Linked DNA regions of Homo sapiens: region 1 is linked to region 2. Evidence: chromatin loops called from intact Hi-C (ENCODE). Cell type or tissue: IMR-90. All regions are shown on one strand. Links, peaks and the distances in the headings refer to the core of each region. The heading gives the core; the rest is flanking DNA. Region 1 has its middle 36 kb from the start of HAGLR. Region 2 overlaps MTX2 (metaxin 2).

Region 1 (2,818 bases), core at 215-2,714, 56 kb after region 2:
TTTAATGTTAAACTTCATTGTTGTGTTAGTTATCTATTGTTATGGAACAAATTACCCCGAAACTTAGAAGCTTAAGACAACAAGCATGAATTTTCTCACAGATTTTGTGGGTGGAATCTAGGCATAAGCTTTGCCAGCTCTAATAGCCTCATGACTGCAGTCAGCTCAAGTCTTGACTAAGGGAAGATTCACTTCTAATGGTTGTTGACAGGATTCAGTTCCTCTGCAGCTGTCATAGCGAGAGCTGGGGTTCCTCCCTGGCTGTCACTTGGAAGCCTACCTCAGTTCTTTGTCACATGGCCTCTCCATAGGGCAGCTCAAAACATGGCAGCCCTTTTTTCATCAAAGCAAACACATGAAAGAGCAATCAAGGGCAAGTATGATGGAAACCAAAGTCTTTCTGTAGCCCAGTCTCGGAACCAAAATCTCATTACTTCTGCCTTATTCTGTTGGTTAGAAGCAAATTACTAGGTCCAGCCCATACTCAAGAAATCAGGGATCATTGGGACTGTTTTAAAGGCTGCCCACCACAATAGTCATCAGAAATAAATAAAATAAAAGGATGAAATAAGAGCTCTTGGGCTGGGCATGGTGGCTCATGTGTGTAATCCCAACACTTTGGAAGGCGGAAATGGGAGGATGGCTGGAGGCCAGGAGTTTGAAATAAGCCTGGGCAACAAAGTAACACTCCATTTCTACAAAAAATTTAAAAATTAGCTGGGCACAGTGGTCACAGCTACATGGGAGGCTGAAGTGGGAGGACCACTTGAGCCCATGAAGTTGAGGCTGCAGTGAGAAGTGATCTGGCCACTGCATTCCAGCTTAGGCAACAGACCAAGACCCTGTCTCCAATACACACACACACACATGCACACAGACACACACAAACACACACACACACAGAGCTGTTCTTCTGATCATCCAGCAGGATCTAAAATCAACTCATGACCCATTATTCTTTGGGAATAGGATTTAGCAAATCCTTTTCGTGTGAGTATCAGCAGGAGCGATTATCATCAGAAGCGTTTTGATATTGCAAAGTTTATGCTTCTAGGCATGTAAAGAGGCCCGTTGGGGCCTTTTCTGAAAGGGCTGCAATGGAGGTGGAGGCTGAGGAGTGGAGGAGTGCAGAAACAGATTGCTACTGTTACCTAGAAATAGAATCTTTTCCTCCCCTAACTCTACAAATCCTAAAAGATTTCCTTATGTCTTGTGGTTGACCAGCATGTCTTTGAATCTTTTGACTTAGGAAAGACCTATTATATTTTTTAAAGGATCAGAGGGAGAATTAAAAGGCAATAAAGAAAAACAATTCTAGCCAAGCCCAATCTGGCAGTTCATCACAGCTACATAGAATTCTACTATAAAAGCTGCACACATTTTACAGAACGGTAACTTATACCTTTTCACGGGGAGGTACTAGGTATCCCTGACAGACAAAAAACATGTGCAGGGATGTGGGAAGAAGAATGGGAGAGACAAAGTTGATCCCCTCCTCCAAAATAGTCAGAAAGAAAAAGAAAAAGATGCATCAATGATGGGGTGTTAGTATCTAATTATGCCCCAGATACCAGTAAAAACCACTGTCTGTGAAATTACCCACCCAGGGTCTGTCAGTACTGTAGTTAATGTCTTCATGTCTCCAACAGGGGATTGCAATCTATGCTTTGAGGAAAGGGGAAGCCTGTCCAGCTCTCTTCCACCCAGTTCAGATTACAATGGTACATCTTTCAACTATTCTCTTCAGACAACTGCAAGAAAGTTATTGTTTGCCTCAGTTTACTTTTTTTTTTTTTTTGAGATGGAGCCTCGCCCTGTCGACCAGGCTGCAGTGCATTGGCTCAATCTTGGCTCATTGAAACCTCCACCTCCCAGGTTCAAGCGATTCTCCTGCCTCAGCCTCCCAGGTAGCTGGGATTACGGGCATGTGCCACCAAGCCCAGCTATTTTATTTTTTAATTTTTATTTTTAGTAGAGACGATGTTTCACCATGTTGGCCAGGATGGCCTCGAATTCCTGACCTTAGGTGATCTGCCCATCTCAGCCTCCCAAAGTGCTGAGATTACAGGCGTGAGCCACTGAGCCTGGCCTCAGTTTACTATTTGAAACATGAAGTGAGCCCCCAAAGGACTCAAACCTCAATTCTGCTTCTGTGACTGTCACAAATCTGGGAACTTTCCCCAAGCTAGACAAGGCTCACTTGGAGTTTGTGATTCAAAAACATTTGCTCCCAATCCTCAAACCAAATGACAAATCTGTCCAGCTAAGAAGGGTTTTCATTTCACTCTCCTGAAAAAGAGAAATGGATTGCCTTTTTTGTTGTTGTTTTTTGTTTGGGGAGGTGGTTGTTGTTTAATGGGAGCATGGGAAGATTTTTTTTTCTGCCTTGTGGTAGGCAATGTCCATGTCCTAATCTTCAGAATTCGTGAATATGTTATGTTGCTGGGCAAAAGGAATTCAGATTGCAGATGGAATTATGGTTGCTAATCAGCTAAACCTAAAATAGAGAGGTTATTCTGGATTATCCAAGAATCACAAGGGTCCTTAAAAGTAGAAGCAGGCCAGGCGCAGTGGCTCATGCCTGTAATCCCAGCACTATGGGAGGCCAAGGCGAGTGGATCACCTGAGGTCAGGAGTTTGAGGCCAGCCTGACCAATATGGTGAAACTCCATCTCTATTAAAAATACAAAAATTGACAGGAATCCAGTATCTGGCCTCACTGCTGTAAGACATGGCTTCTGTTCAAACTCTTCTTCTTACCCAAGGAAGACAGTTTATTTCATGTGTCCACTTGGTCAGGGGTTAAGCATCAGATACA
Region 2 (2,818 bases), core at 76-2,575:
TAGCCTGGGCAACAGAGCAAGACTCCATCTCAAAAAAAAAAACAAAAAAAAAAAAGTAGATAAACTAAGTACCCTATAAAGTCTCTAGCTCACAGTATATTTTCAATCAATAATTCTTAATATACACATTAGAACAAAAGTGTGTATAAAGCCCTATAGAAATATTCATGAAGAAATAACTAAATCTGCCTGAGGAAAACAGGAAAGAATTCACAAAAGGAGATGAAATCTGAATTGGATCCAAAAAAATAATCCAAAGCATGCCAGATAGAAGGTAGGAGGCATGGAGACGAGTTTAGATATTTACCAAAAACCTAACATCCCTAATGCAGTTTGAGGAAACGGAGGCAAAATGTTCAGCAAAGGCTTACTAAACTAGATGCCTCTGTGCAGATTTCTACTATAGATATAGCTCTTCATATTAAAATGATCTATTTCTGCAAAAGAATATAAGCTCATGAAAGGCAAGAATTGTTACTTATTTTTGTACCCCCAGCACCTGGCAGAGCACCTAGCACAAATTAGGTACTCAACAAACATTCTGCAGAAAATACAAGCAGGTCTTTTGCTATCTAAAGCCTGAAAGATATCTGACAGCAAAAAAAAAAAAAAAAAAAAAAAAAAAACTACTGTAACTCTAAAAATAATATCATTGAACCAATTTAAGGAAGGATAACATCTCAACAATGGGTACCAAATTCAACAGTGTAAACTCAAGAATTCACTTTCTCTCCGAATCATTCAGTGGTTCCTAATCAAAGACACACAGACAAATGATCTACAGAGTATTTGAAAACTATACTTGTCTTATCTCCATCCTCAATCTTTCCATATGATAGGCCTTTGGTGAGAATAAAGGAGTATTTGTATATGCATGCATGTTCGAGCAGGCATCACTAGCTTTAGAGAGTTCCATAGATAACTAATTACAACGTACAAAACCACCCGCACTACTCTACTCACCCCCAACTCCCCATCTATCCCCATCCTTCTTTAGAACCTCTATTCAGTCATGTGTGTGCCTTCTCGGTTCCCAGATCTAAGAAAAACAGGCAGTACCACCTTGGTTATTGTGGCAAAGTATATGTCTTAAATACGTCCACAACAGTAATTCCTACCCTACAATTCCCCTTCCCTTGAATCTGGGCTGGCACTGTGACCCACAGAATATTGTGGAAGTGATGCTGCAGGACAATTGAGAGTAGATTATAAAAGATGATGCAAATTCTATCTTGCTAGCTCAGGCACTTGTATGTGGTGCACTGAGTCACTACATAAAAAGTCTGACTACCCTCAGGCCACCAAGCTGTGAGGAAGCCAAGCCACATGAAGAAGCCACATGTAAGTATTCCAGAGAACAACCCCAGCCAAAGTCCTAGCCAGAATCAACTGTCAGAGATACAAGTGAAGATGCTTCCAGAGGTTTCCAACCCTGAACCACTGGATCATTCCCAGCCTTTGAGTCTTTTCAGCTTAAGACCCAGACATCATGAGTGAGAGACAAACCATCTTTCCTGTGCTGTATACAGCACCCTATACATAAGTAACCCTATCTTAGAAAAAGACCCCACCTTACATTTAAAAAGGCATCATGCCAACAGGGACCACATGTTCATCTAATCAACAGAGACTACACGTACCAACCAGACAAAGACATAACCAGACACACTTTTTACTATCAGTCCTCACCAGAAGATGTGAGGGCTATAAAAGGAGCAGAACTCCACCAACTCAAGATGGCCATCTTAATAGACACTGTCTGGCAGTCACTCATGATCAGCACCCAGCATTTGCTGCCAAATGCTCTGCCCAAATCAAGAACTCTTCCTTGCAAGACACTGACAACTGTCTGGATCAGCCCAGGACACTATCCTTGTCCATGACGCTCTCCTTAGACTGGTTCATTACCTCTTTTCCTGTCCCCTTTTCTCTTGATGTTAAATGTTACTGTGTGATGTGGAAATTTTAATCTATAACATTTATATATTAAGTATACTGCTACGTGCGGTTTGCAACATTGACTGACTTGTGGATTGGCTTAGTCTATGTGCCACAGCTCTGACTACTGAGTGAACAGGTAGTACTAAGGAGAATTGCCTCCTTAAGGAACTCGATGTTGCTTATTGCTTTTATGACTGAATAAGCACCAACAGAAGTCTGACCTTGTGGAAAGACACAAATGTGTGTGGATATGGTTATATCTCACCTTGTGCCACTCACAACATGTGCCCTGTGTGGATTACTGACCCACAGGATTCATAAACATAAGAAAGTGGCTGTTTTACACCTGTAAATTTAGGGTGGTTTGTTACACTGCAAAAGTAACTTGCCAGTTAAGACTTTTGATAGTTACTATTAATCACACAAAATGTTGACTCATCTGAAGCCTCAGAATTCCGTTTATCTAAATCGGTTACCAAGCTGACTCCTGACCATATTACGTTTATAAATTCCCTTTACTGCTTCAGACATAGATTTTGACACTTGCACTTTCCCTACAGTTTCACTTTATTAATCCAATATCTTGAATCTTTGCCTTCCTGAAATCTCACTATATCTCCAATTTGCTGACCACATCACCCTGACTCCCTGGCCTCTAGTCCCCAGGATTTGGTACCCAGTGACTAGAATGGCTTACATCCATCTTTAAAAACTGACCTAAATGGCAGTTGCTACATTATTCACAGATTGAGGAAACAAAAGAGAATCCAAGAGAGAAACAACTCTAGCTAAAGTCAAATCTAACTATATCTTTTCATAAAAGTCAAACCAATAGTCATTTACCTATGATACAAAGATAATCTAAAACAGTAAATAA

What was found. Peaks named below come from ENCODE experiments on the same cell type or tissue, not always from the same donor. Only the 100,000 strongest peaks of a DNase experiment are listed, where the experiment ranks them.
Region 1: it touches region 2 in a loop (4-fold over the local background); 1 of 110 quality-filtered maps calls a loop at or near these places.

What each region holds. Positions count from the first base shown.
Region 1 is chr2:176,223,703-176,226,520 of GRCh38, reverse strand. No RefSeq gene overlaps it. Among named protein-coding and RNA genes, the nearest start is that of HAGLR, 36 kb to the right of the region's middle. In IMR-90, for the core only: no CTCF peak of the experiment used is centred there; no DNase peak of the experiment used is centred there.
Region 2 is chr2:176,279,935-176,282,752 of GRCh38, reverse strand. The region is part of intron 1 of MTX2 (metaxin 2); the gene reads right to left. Among named protein-coding and RNA genes, the nearest start is that of MTX2, 12 kb to the right of the region's middle. In IMR-90, for the core only: no CTCF peak of the experiment used is centred there; a DNase peak (open chromatin) is centred at 1,302.